Regions from separate parts of the Mus musculus genome. Here region 1 is linked to region 2. Evidence: chromatin contacts called from ENCODE Hi-C or POLR2A ChIA-PET data. All regions are on one chromosome and are shown on one strand. Each heading gives the region's core, a stretch centred on a gene start or an enhancer-like site at or near the end of the contact. The rest is flanking DNA. Distances are from core to core; before and after follow the strand shown. Region 1 overlaps Arhgap18 (Rho GTPase activating protein 18). Region 2 holds the start of Arhgap18 (Rho GTPase activating protein 18).

Region 1 (6,186 bases), core at 919-3,418, 100 kb before region 2:
CAGTTGTCACTGAGACAATTAACGTGGGTGGAACTCACCCCCAGGCTACTTCCAGGTAGAAAACACTTACTCTGGACAGCTTGGAAGGCTTTGAGATACTCCATGCTCAGCAGTGGCTGGGGCAATTCTCTCAGAAAGAGCTTCAGCAGGCTGGCCGCATCGTGCTGTTTGACACTTTCCCAATTGAAAGTCCCCTCGTAAAATTTCGCTTCTAGTTCTTGGCAAAGATTCTAAATGGCACAAGGGGAGACAGAAATTAGCAGTAAGTACGTTTGTTCCCTATTGAGAGTGTGATCTGTTTTTCATCTTATAAGATTTCTAATCTATAAAGAAATATCTGAATAGCAAAAGTCAATGTGTTTCTGTTACACAGAAAAATATCGTTCCCAACTTTGATTGTCCTTTAAGTGAAGAAATTATACCCAAGGTTAAGAAAAGAGTTTAAACATTTTCACACACTTTAATTAGCAAAGATTTAATTAAAAGATCAGTTAAAATCACTTTCTACTCGGCATGTAACCTAAACACTACCATTAGTTATTTAAAAAAAAAAATTACAATTCAAGACAATGTTTTTAAAGCTATTTAGAGGCATATTACATAGCAAAATGAACAAATCCAAATCTTACACAGATGTTACCTCAATTTTGTTACCTTTGAGAAATGTAAAGCCAAATCCTGTAGATAAGGAGTCATAGAAATATGGAAAGATACTTGCCTTCACTGTCCCACCATTCTGCTGTCAGCCCAAGTTAATTTAGTGAGTCCATGCAGAACGTGGAAGCTGAGGCCCCTCACTTCAAGCACTCTATGAGACGTGCCAAGCCATCTACTACTGCTACTAAATCAACTTAGTGTGTGAGGACTATTTTTCAAGATTCATTTTTAACGTGGCATAAGACTTATTGTGTCAAAAATGTTTCCAAGTGTCTATTACTGGAGCCACTTTCTCAAAGGACAGGTTGTGGGTTTTGTTTCTTTTGTTTCACTGGGGATGGATCCCTATACCTCTGTGTGCTAGGAAAGGGTTCCAGTATCGAGCTACAGCCTCTGTTATACAGTAACATACTGAGGCTCATCCTCTCCTGATAGAGTAACCTTACCACATTTTCTCCGAACCAAATCCTAGCCAATTTTTTTGCCTAATTGTTTTTGTAGTTGGTGAGAAGCATGGCTGATACCTCAGAAACTGGGGGGTGGAGTCAAAGAGCAGTGAGGGAGGAAAGAGAAAGGAGCAGGGAAGGAGAAAAGAAGGAGAGAGAAGAAACGAAGAGGGAAATTAACGCTAAATGGGGGAAAGAGGCAAGAAGGGGTACAGAAGGTTCAGTGGAGTAGGGAGACCAACCATTAGCAGCACATCATCTGTAAATAAATCCTTTACAAGGGGCTGGCTGCGCCACGATCTGGCCTATGACAACAGGCCGGGTGGACCAGTTGACACAGTTGAATCCACTTAACTGCCCTTCTTAGAAATTACCCAAAGCTGTTCCTTCTGTCAAAGCCGCCAACTGCGCGGCTCCTGTCAAGAGCCTTCCTCTGCTCCCACCTGGAGTGTTCTGTTCCCTCTCCTTTTAAAATCCAAACTCCGTTGCTATTACTCATCCTGACTCTGTCTCACCCAGCTCCCTACTACCTTCTGAGTCACGATGTTCTCGTTCTCAAGGGATTATAATAGGTGACGTGGGGATCTGGAAAAATACAAACTTATAGAAACCAGAAGGAGTGTGTAGAGAAATGATAACGTGGAAGTTCGGACATTTTATTATTTTATTTTATCGCCTCTGCTAACAAGAATAAGGATGGGGAGGCTAAGTTGGCCTTTAAAATTCACAAGCAAAATTAAGCAACAAAATTGCACATTAACAGAACTGAAGCATTTTAGTCACCTTGATTCTCATGGCTGCTCCTGGTATCCGTAGGAGGCCCTCGGTTTCCAGACTGCCTTCTTCAATTCGAGAAATCAGCTGCAGATAAGCCAAGAAACATTTTGATCTTAGTCTTTGTTAACAGGTACAGCTCAACATCGGTTCCCCCATTGCAAGAAGTGAAAGCTGATTCTGATGGCATGCAAATCGGATTTGATGAGATTCTGAGTGCTATGGGACCGGCATCTTCAAAACTATACATACAAAAACCTGAGTTGAAATTTGAAAAGGTTTGTCTTTTTCTCTTTTGTAAAAGGAATGTATAATTTCACACAACAGCTGGGACTCTCCACAGGATCAGAGAAAAGATGTTCACTGTGTAAAAGCAACTCAGAACACTATTTTGCTTCTCCAGCAACATGCATTGTGCAATCAAATAAATGCCATGCAATTCCAGTATTTGCACATTTATATACTGTACTTAATTTGTTTCAGGAAACAATATTTTTATATGAAAAAAAAACTGTTGCTAATATTCGTTTTAAGATTCTGGTGGCAAACTTAAAAAAAATGCTTTCAAGCAGCGCTTCTAAGTAATACTAACACTCAAGGAATGGGCACAAATCTAGCTCAAGGACACCACTAAAATAAATTAAAATGAAAATGTAGTAGCCATGGGGCTGGAGAAATGGCTCAGAGGTTATGTACTGCTCTTTCAGAGGACTCAAGTTCAGATCTTGGCTCCTGTTTAGGTGGCTCACAATTGCCTGTAACTCCAGGTGGGGTGGGGGTGGGGGGAATCAGCAGGACCTCTTTGTTCTTTGTGGACATCTGCATTCACATGCAAGTACCCACATGCAAAGGCACATAATTTTAAAACTGAGTAAATATTAAAAACTATATAAAATCAGTCAAATAGGCAATATTACAGAGGTAAATTGTTAAAAAGCGGTGAAGAAACTAAGAATGGTGTGTCCCGTCAGGAAGCTTCCAGTTGCAAAACCTGGGTCGCTCATCCCTTGGGCAGTACAGGGTGGAGCTTACAGAGACAGAGCATCCTCTAGGATGCATAGGAAAATCAGGTTCCACCGCCTCCTCATAAGTACAAGGTAGACACTAAGTGCTTCTGTCCTGTAGCCCATCCCCCTTCTTAAAAGTCTTCTGCTTTACAAAACCCAGACATGGCTTCCCTGCATCTCCAATCTTAGTTAAATGTTCTCTGTGCAACTTGGGGCATGAAATCCCCCAGGGTGCAAAAGAATATTTGAAAGTGAATGTTTTCTCCAGGGAACCCTCTGTTAATGGTTTCTCACACTCCATAGACCACATAGAGCGCACTGTTGCCCCTTTCACATAAAAGTGTCTGTTAGGGACAAGGCCTTGGGAGAATTATGGATCTCTGCCCTATAGATTCCAAATCAGGTATACCAAATTCAGCAGTGGGTCCTCAAGTGTTGGTGACTTTTCCCTAACCACCTATTTTTCCCTATCCAGGGAATCAGTTTTGACCAGGAAAGCCTCTGATATAAAGAGATTCAAAAATCTCAAATTCTCCTAAGAATACACTATTATTAGGTGAGGCATCACTGACCAAAGAAGTACATCAATTTTTAAAATTCAAATTTTCCTAGACCACATTTTTCAAGTACCACTGCAGAGGAACTCAAAGTAAAAATAATTATGAATTATTTGAAATTAGAAGGACATCATTCAATAAAGTATTTCACACCAGCTATTAAAATGTTTCGTGTATGACCAATTTTCATTTTATTTCACCTTATAAAATATTTGCATGCTTTATTAAAACATCCAGTTGAATGCAGGTTGCTCAAGTCAATTAGTTTTTAGCCATCTACACCTTTTACTTTTATTAAATACAGAAGAAAATTATGGCTTTGAAAATGCTAATTGAGATTCATTTCTGAATTTGTGTTTAAATCCTTTCCTAGCGGTCTCTAGTGCTGGATCACAGCATCGAGTTATAGAAGTATACTGTCTGAAACAATACCATGTGTTATCTCCTATTTCTCACTTTGAAAATCACATATTTTAGTTACATTATTAATTAGCTATATTATTAGCTTTTATATTAACAGGAAATATATTCCAGCTTTCTTTTAACTTTTAAGACCTAAAATAGGCAAAAACAGCTATACATAATTGTGCTATTTGGTGAAACTTCAGTGTTTGATATTTTAATGGTGCTCCTACACACACACATGCACACACACACACACATATAAATATATATATATATATATATATATATATATATATATATATACTTATATGTGTATGCGTGTGTGTGAACACTGAATTATAAAGTAGAAATGAAATCAGTCTCTTTTGGCACAACACTGACTTGGGGGAATCATCGGGACAACAACAACAACAACATTGGATTTGAAAATTTGATCAGAAAATGCACTTTCTAAATAAAGTGAACATTTTTCTTCTGAAAACTATACCATTAAAATGAACCACTATTCACAGTGAACACAAACCACTGCTTGCCTTTGAGGGGTTAGGAGAAAAGGCAAGGCAAAGCAAGGGCAGTAGAAGCTAAAGTTAACTAATATGAGATAAGCTTTGCTTAGTGTCACCCGCTGAAAATTGGCCTTTCAAAGTTCAAGATGAACACTCTGGATTCTGGGAGTGAAATGTTTCTGAAAATCAGGTGTTTCTTCCTCTCCACCAAGTTCAAGGGCAGAAGAATCAAAAGATGCTTCTTCTCACACATCTCTCTGGTTTCTTTATTAAAACACAAGGCAAATGCAAACTGAGGAAAGCTAACTAGAAGTCAACCCTTTAGTCATCTCTTTATTTTTAATACGAACAAAACTGAAATACTAATTCTATGTCATGAGATATGCCTGCCTGGTTAGCACTGTAGTGCACAGAGGTTCAGGCAAACACTAGTCTAGAGGCTTTAGTGACAGCATCTTTTTAGAAGTGACCAATATATAAACTGCAGAGTTTAAGGCATGCAGGTCACCCTCTGTGGGATGATGCGCCTCCTCCCATCAGGTGAAGGTGCAAAAGCAAAGTCAGAGATTTGCAAAGAAACTTTCTTCCTCGGGACTGCAGCATCAACTCTTGGTCAAGTAGCTCTCCTGGTGTCTTGTTCCACATATAGCAGATTTGCTGGATCCCATTAACTGCATGAACAAAATCATTAAAAGAAACCTTTCCACATAGATATAGGTATAAGCATAGACAGAGATATGGGTATAGGTGTAAATAGAGCTAGAGAGATAGATATAGGTTCTATGGATTCTAGAGAACTTGACCTAAGGAAGACACTGCTGAGATATAGCTTTAGAGTCTATCTTAGTATTGTAACTCCATTTTTCAATATATATATAAAAGAATAATGGAATGTATAGTCTCTATTCTTTATCTTATCTGCATAACTATTATGAACTATTAATATAGATACAGGTTCAACAGGCCATGATAGAACAACTCTAGAGAATAGTCATCAAAAGATATGCTAGATACAAGTTTAGATGCAGTGACATATAGGTATAGCTATGACATATAGGTATAGATAGATAGAGACATAGACATAGACTCTACTGATTCTGCAGGATTTGACCTAAGGCAGATACTGTAGAGATACTGCTTTAGAATCTATCTTTGTGCAGTAACTCCATCCATTCAGCATAAGAAAAACAATGGATAATGGGCAAGAGAAGTGGGATAGCAAGTGGCTAACATGGGTAACTGACGGGGAACAGAACAGTGTGCACCAAATAGACCAAGCCTTACGATTGGCTGAGTCGCCCAACTCAAAACCCATCTCTACTATCCCTAGAAATTACAAAAACCTATACACTGAGGCTAGTGCAAAGAATCTAGATCTTGGGTGGTCCATGGCTGTTTGGCTTTCCTTCCTACCTGTGTTTTCTTAGATGTTATTAAATGTAATCTGTTCTGCACAATGATGGCTCAGAGGTTGAGCTGAAATTCTTTTTATTGCTACAGAAAATCCTTTTATGAATAACTGAGTGGTGACTCCAGAAATGGCTTGATAGTTTAGCAATCATTTTCTAATTCTACTTTATGCTGTCTTTGCCTACTCTGCACGTAGGCGCTGGTAAATTAAGTTGGACATCCCTACTGCACATCGGAAAGCTTGAGAAATGCATACACGCATGAAATATTCATGAGGATTCAATTCCTGAAGAATTTATACACAGTTTCTTGCTCCTATGTATTATAGATCTGAAATCTCAATTACACAAAGGCAGCTAATATAGGACAGGAAAATGATGCCAGGTAATCATAGTTACAGTGATATAACAGAAAGCATCACCAT
Region 2 (6,421 bases), core at 1,040-3,539:
CTTTATATGAGTTTCACTTCAGTTTTGTTTACAAAATAGGCATCAACAATCACTGAAATCTTGGAGCAACTTCGTAATGCTTAAACTACCAGCCAGCCAATCCACACATAGCCCCATCCATTATGGCCATCCTTAGGAGGTCACTACTAGCCCTATCTGTTCCACTGCTCAAATCCCCCCTCACTCCAGGAAGCCTTACTTCATGCCAACTCCAGTATCTTAACCTCTTCCAGGCTAAACAAGGAACCTCCCAAAGTTACACTGTGCTAGCTGATATGTTACTAAGCTTCAGGGTAAAAATTAATGAAGACTGCTTCCCCCTCCCCTCCTGCCTCAAACCAGTCTTTGACCTTCTCCCCACACCCCAGCATCACTACCTATCCCTCATGAAAAGGCAGTCCCAGAAAATGGTTGGTGAGCATTTTGGCGGCTAGCTGAAAGGTCTTTTACAGCCCATCTAGAGATGTGTCCTGACACATATCCAAGGCCTACTGCTCACCCTGTTTTCTCTGCCCACCTTGGCTCTGCTTCTGCAATAGCTGGAAACAACACAATACACACATTTGTTCCACCTGCTCAAGTCTAAACCTCCCACAACAAACTACAAACTTGCAAAGATGGATGGGAAAGAATGGCTACAGTTTCATGCACAAGCTTCCCCTAAGAGACTTTGCTACACCTGAGCGGGATTTCTGGAGTTTGAGTCTGAACAGTGGGATGAAGGTTGGGACCCAAAGTCCCAGCGCTTTTAATTCACTCTCACAACGGAGACCCAAGACTCAGCTCAGTCCTCAAGCCCACCCAGCCTGAAGCCAGTGACAAATGAAGAACTTGGGAGCTCACAGTTTGGGCTATTTTAACTGTCAGAAGGAAGACAAGCTAGGGCTGCTTACTGTTGGTTTGCTGTTGCTGGCTGCTTGCTGCTAAAAGATGAATATTTTACTGTCCTGCAGAAGCATGCATGGAAACGCTTGATAAATCTCAAAGGAAACAAAATGGTTACATGTGTAGCCCCAAAGCAACCACTCCCTTTGAACTTTGGAAATGAGTTTATCCAATGGCCTCCATACAGAGGGCAACAAGTAAGAAGCAAAGTTCCCCAGGCAAGGTCTAACCTTTCCTTTGATTTTTCACACGCCCCACGCGGTTAAGGATTTGGGAAACCAATGAAAGAAGGCATTCTTTTCTTTGGAAGGCACAGGCGTGAAGTACCCAGGAACAATAAAGTGTTCATTATCACCTTTAATATCAAGATGGAATTGGACTTACTGATAACTTTTTTTTTTCAATCTTCCAGGCCAATGTTTGCAATTTCTATCTAAGACTGGAGATTACTGGTTTCAGCTAGGGAGAAGGTCATTAAGGCGAGAAAGGAAGAGGCAGGGGAAAAACCAACCTTGAAAAACAGAACAAAGTACACAGAGAGGCAGAGAGGACTCTGCGACTCAATGGTCTATAGAACGTTTGCCCTATCTGCCTATAAAGTGATTTTACATTAACCACGCTCCTTCTACCAACAGAGTACTTACTGCCTGCTGACAAAAACTCCCCTTTGAAATCCCAAGAGTGCAGGGAGGGGTGTGTTTGGCTGTGCGAGTAATCTACACACACTGAAGAATGCGAACAGCACAGCCACAGGCCACTGACTTGGGCATTTTGCCCAAGCGGTCTGCTTTCAGAGAGAGGAGGAGGGTGCCACTCTCAAAACAGCAAGAAGAGTGACCAGCCTCCCTGCTATTTGGCAGACTTTCCCAGCTAACAGTTCCAGCGGCGTTTTGAGCCCATTCAAGAATTCCATCTCCCAGAGAGTGTTTCCGATACAGTCATTTGATCAGTCAGTATTTGCACATGCACCTGCTAAGCAACTGGTCGGAGCGCCACAGAGTCACCTCCCACACACCCCCGCCCCCGACTCCCCCCATCCTCCACTGGTAACCAGAAGGGCTCTTGCACTCGAGTAAATGAGATGCAAAGAACTAGCCAACCGCCTATGTTGCAGCGTCAGGTCAGGCTTCAAGTACAGAGGTGATTCTCTCCGCTCTTGACAACTTCCCTGTCACTTTGTTCCTTGGGCAGGTAGAGGGTTTTTGTTTTTCCTCCTTACCTGGAGGTGGCTTCGTCGCCTCCCTTTACATGGCTGTCCCCAGCGACCTGGTCCTTGCCGCTGGGGTGGTAAGCAGTTAGCACAACTCCCGAGGAACTCGATAGCCAGTTCATGGTGAGAGAAGGGGCATAATTTCTGGGATTCTGACACAGAGGGGAATGAAGTTCCTGTCTCGCCTGACCAACTTGCTCATTAGCAAGGGCCAGCCCCTCCCCTGTCCGGGCCAGCGATTCACAGGGAGAGAGGCGTGGCCTCTCCCGCAGAGCTTCCTGGCCCTGCAGTTACAGGCTGTGTGTGACTCACAGCTTTGTTTAAACCCGGCAATCCCAGGCTGCAGCAGCCGCCGCTGCAGCAGCAGCAGTTGTTAAGGGGGCCTGAGGAAACCGTGGTTAGGACAGAGTCTTTTCCCTTCCCCATGTGTTACTACTACCTGATTATTTCTGCTGCTTCGCATCACTCAAGGAAGGCATTCCTTAACCCCTTCAGGCATTCGACATTCACCACAGCCAAACCAAGAAGCCCAATCAAAGGTCACAATGCCATCTGGCCCACCAGAAAGGCTTTGCTTTCCGCTACAAAATATACTGTGTTATTGTGTGCCCTGCAATATCAAGCACACCTTTTTTTTTTTTTTTTTTTTTTTTTTTTTTTTTTTTTTTTTTTAATCAAACACTATTTGGGAAAAATAAACTTTAAACTGTCTACCTAATGCCTGTTAAAAGTTAACAGTCAGCTGGGCTTGGTAGCGCAGGCCTTTAATCCCAGCAGAGGCAGGCAGATTTTTGAGTTCGAGGCCAGCCTGGTCTACAGAGTTTTAGGACAGCCAGGGCTATACAGAGAAACCCTGTCTCGAAAAACCAAAAAAAAAAAAAAAAAGTTAATAGTCAAAATAAGAAGTTCCAACATTTGCTGAGAACCTATTACTTTCCAGTGGTGGGGTTGGGGGTATGCCCAAGAATACTCCAGCTTGTGCCAGACACAGATACACACACACACACACACACACACACACACACACACACACACAGAGAGAGAGAGAGAGAGAGAGAGAGAGAGAGAGAGAGAGAGAGAATATTATTAGAAAGAGTATAGCCAGTGGACAGGTGAAATATCTTGACCAAAATAAGATAGTAAGTGCCAGGAGATGCCCACCTAGATACCGCCTTGTTTAGTCAACTGAAAAAAGCAAGTTCAAACATCAGTTTTAAAAAATCATTTTCTGGGTTTCCTAGTCCTAAAAATTAAAAACAAAAATTCTTGCTCTTTGATATATGTGACAATCTCAATTGAAACATTTTGCTTGATATATATTTTATTATTTTACACACACACACACACAGAGACACACACACAACACACATTTAGATGAAATAGCCCTGGCTGGCCTGGAACTTTCTGTGTAGACCAGGCTGGTCTCAAACCATAGATTTTCCTATTTCTGTCCCCAAGTGCTATTCTTAGAACCATACCTTGCTGCTGCTGCTGCTGCTGCTGCTGCTGCTGTTGTTGTTGGGCTGGTTACTGATTTGCATGTTTGTGTGTCCCTCCAAGTGTTTGCTACAAATGTTCTGGTGCCCCAGAGGCTAGGGGAGACTGTCTGATTCCTCAGAGATGGAGTTATAAAGAAGTTGAAAGCTGCCCATCATAGTGCTAGGAACCAAATTCAGGTCATCTGGAAAAATAGCATATGCTTTTAACTACTGAGCCATCTTTCTAGCCCTGACTTTAGCCTTGAACTTGCTACCCAGTTGAGAACATTAAATTTGGGGATTCTCTGGACAAGTATATGCCAGTAGTCCTGCCAATTGCAACTGTGACTGTCAGTCTGTATGGGAGTGGGTGGGGAGACTGAACCCAGGCAAGGAAGCAACCAAAGGGTCTGAATCCCCAGTCACTAACTGAAATTCTTGCTTACCTTTGTGGTCACTCTTGGTTAACCGAGATAAAACTCCTCGATGCTTCTGATTTTGCCATTCTACACATATCTGGTTTATATTTTTCATTATTTAAGACTGAGAGATAACGTCATTCATATTTAAAATACCCATTGTCAGCTGGGTATGGTGATACATACCTTTAATCCCAGCACTGGGAGGCAAAGGCAGGTGCATCCAAGTTCAAGACCAGTCTGGGCCACACAGAGACCCTGTCTCAAAACAAACAAAAATAGACAACAACTACATAATATATCCACTGTCTTACTTGTGAAACATCAAGATCAAAAGCAACAAGGTGAGAAAAGGGTTCACTTGGATTACATATCCACATCAGGGAAACTGAGGCGGGAACTTAAACTGGGCAAGAACCTTGAGACAGGAGCTAATGCAGAGGCTGGGGAGAGTTACTACTTCCTGGCTCGCTCCATCTGATCTATTATAGAACCCAGGGCCACAGCTTAGGGATGGCACTGCCCACAATGGGCTGGGTCCTCCCCCATCAACCGCTGATTAAGAAAACGCCCTGCAGGGTTGCCTGCATTCATATCAAATCGTCTGCAGGCATAATACTGCCTGGAACAGGAGTCACATACAGCTGCCACCGTGTTCGTGCTATAAGTCAAACTAATGTCCTCTGGAAGAGCCATCGGTGCTCAGGACTGCTGAGCTATCATCCTGGCCCTTTCAAATATGTACTTCTTTTCAAAAATGTCTTTTCTGTTATGTCACTGTGAACTCACACACAATGCTCCTTTTAAAAGACACTGCCCAGACTGGAGAGATGGCTTAGCGGTTAAGAGCACTGACTGCTCTTTCCAGAGGCCCTGAGTTCAATTCCCAGCTACCACATGGTGGCTCACAACCATCTGTAATGGGACCTGATGCCCTCTCCTGGTGTGTCTGAAGAGATCGACAGTATACACACATATATAAAAGACCCTGCTCTATATTTCTCTCCCTACAATTAGTTGTCCACTACTTCCATGTCCTCCGCCTAAGGGCTCTCTGCTGTCCTCTCCTCCATACCCTCACTTCCTCAAGCTGGGACTTCCAGGCAGGTGTTAGCTCCATTCTGTTTTATTTTCCAAGACAGGGTTTGGTTTCTCTGAATACTCCTGGCTGTCCTGAAATTCCCTCTGTAGATCTTGCTGGCTTCAGACTCAGAGACCTGCCTGCCTCTTCCTCCTACGTGCTGGAAGTGAAGGTGTGCCCACTCTTGTCACTTTCTCTGAACTCTCTGTCACACTGTAACTGAATGTACCAGCACTACTTCAATGATGTCACCACTTCACAAACCTTCAGTGACGACTCTCAAATGCCCAGGATCCACTGCTATTCTTGCTTTTTGCCCTGAGTGGGGCTTCTGCCTCACCTACACATCCCTCTCCTCTTGGACACTGTCTTCCTTTGTCTTCCCTTTGGCATCTGACTTCTCATTTTCCCACAGCCCAGGCCTCGGAGGAAATGCTAAATGGAGGAAGAATTAAGTGACTCTGAAGGTTCCTTCCATTTCAACCCAAACCAGTAGCCAAGTGGCTCAAAGGCGCACACAAGCACCACTGAAGTGTGTACCAGTTCAGATAAAATGAAAAAGAAAAAAAAATTACAGAAAGAGACAGCCAGAGGGAAAGTAGATTAGAGCTTCTGCTTTTAAATGACCTTGTATGGGAAAATGGTGAAGGGTCCCCTCCACCCTCCTGCCATCTTTGCTTAAAGGTAACTGCTCTTCAATGCCTTATGTTTTAGAACTTCTTATAGTTCTTGTGTCTTCTCTGTTTCACCCCTCCTTATGTTCCCCTCCCTGGGCCTCCTTTTATATCTGATTCATTTCTTTTCTATTCTCTCTCCTTCCTGTATTGAATCTTCAGTCTCTGGGTACTATGCAGGGGACAAAGTCAGTGCTCATGAGTCAATTGATAATGACAGATGTTGTTCACTAGAAACCAAAACAATAATTAGGTCATATCTCTACCTAATTATAGTATCTTCACTTATTTAATGAATTAATCATAATGTGCAGGTTAAAATATAGATGTTTTACAAGTTCAAATAACATTTGGGTTCAGGCAGAAGATTAACTGTGATACAAGCTGAATCCCGGAACATTATATATAAACTTTGAAAACTACTCATTACATGGAAATTCTTCAGGCTCCTCCTCATTCCCTTCCCTGTAGGTTCTGTTGCTACTGGTTTAAAGATATGCCTGTCACAGGCAGATAGACAGCTAGTAGGACTGGTGTACACAGCTTTAGACTTAAGCTCAAGTGGGTTAAAAATAGTTTCAGACTTGTACTATGTCATCATGAAAGGAAGCCTATCTACCATGGAGCAATGAAAGGGCATTTCATAACCTACATCCCACCAATAGTCGTAGCAC

The links. Hi-C counts contacts between places; a loop is a spot of excess contacts on that map. ChIA-PET counts read pairs that join two places held with the same protein, here RNA polymerase II (POLR2A).
Region 1: a map of left cerebral cortex shows a loop between it and region 2 (2.1-fold over the local background). The contact joins the enhancer-like site here to the promoter of Arhgap18 in region 2. A Hi-C loop is called at or near these places in 2 of 37 maps with a recorded cell type or tissue (heart and left cerebral cortex). POLR2A ChIA-PET finds 5 or more read pairs at or near these places in 1 of 5 experiments (Patski).

What each region holds. Positions count from the first base shown.
Region 1 is chr10:26,872,935-26,879,120 of GRCm38, reverse strand. It overlaps Arhgap18 (Rho GTPase activating protein 18), which reads right to left. Exons shown (of 15, transcript NM_176837.2): 8 at 1,887-1,964; 9 at 71-230. Among named protein-coding and RNA genes, the nearest start is that of Gm30534, 90 kb to the left of the region's middle. Within about 2 kb of position 2,168, at least 1 of the 3 ENCODE cell types and tissues checked has a DNase peak (open chromatin) inside an H3K27ac peak, as active enhancers do; it is left cerebral cortex, where a contact is called at or near this core.
Region 2 is chr10:26,768,380-26,774,800 of GRCm38, reverse strand. It overlaps Arhgap18 (Rho GTPase activating protein 18), which reads right to left and starts at 2,289. Exons shown (of 15, transcript NM_176837.2): 1 at 2,105-2,289. The coding sequence starts at 2,217.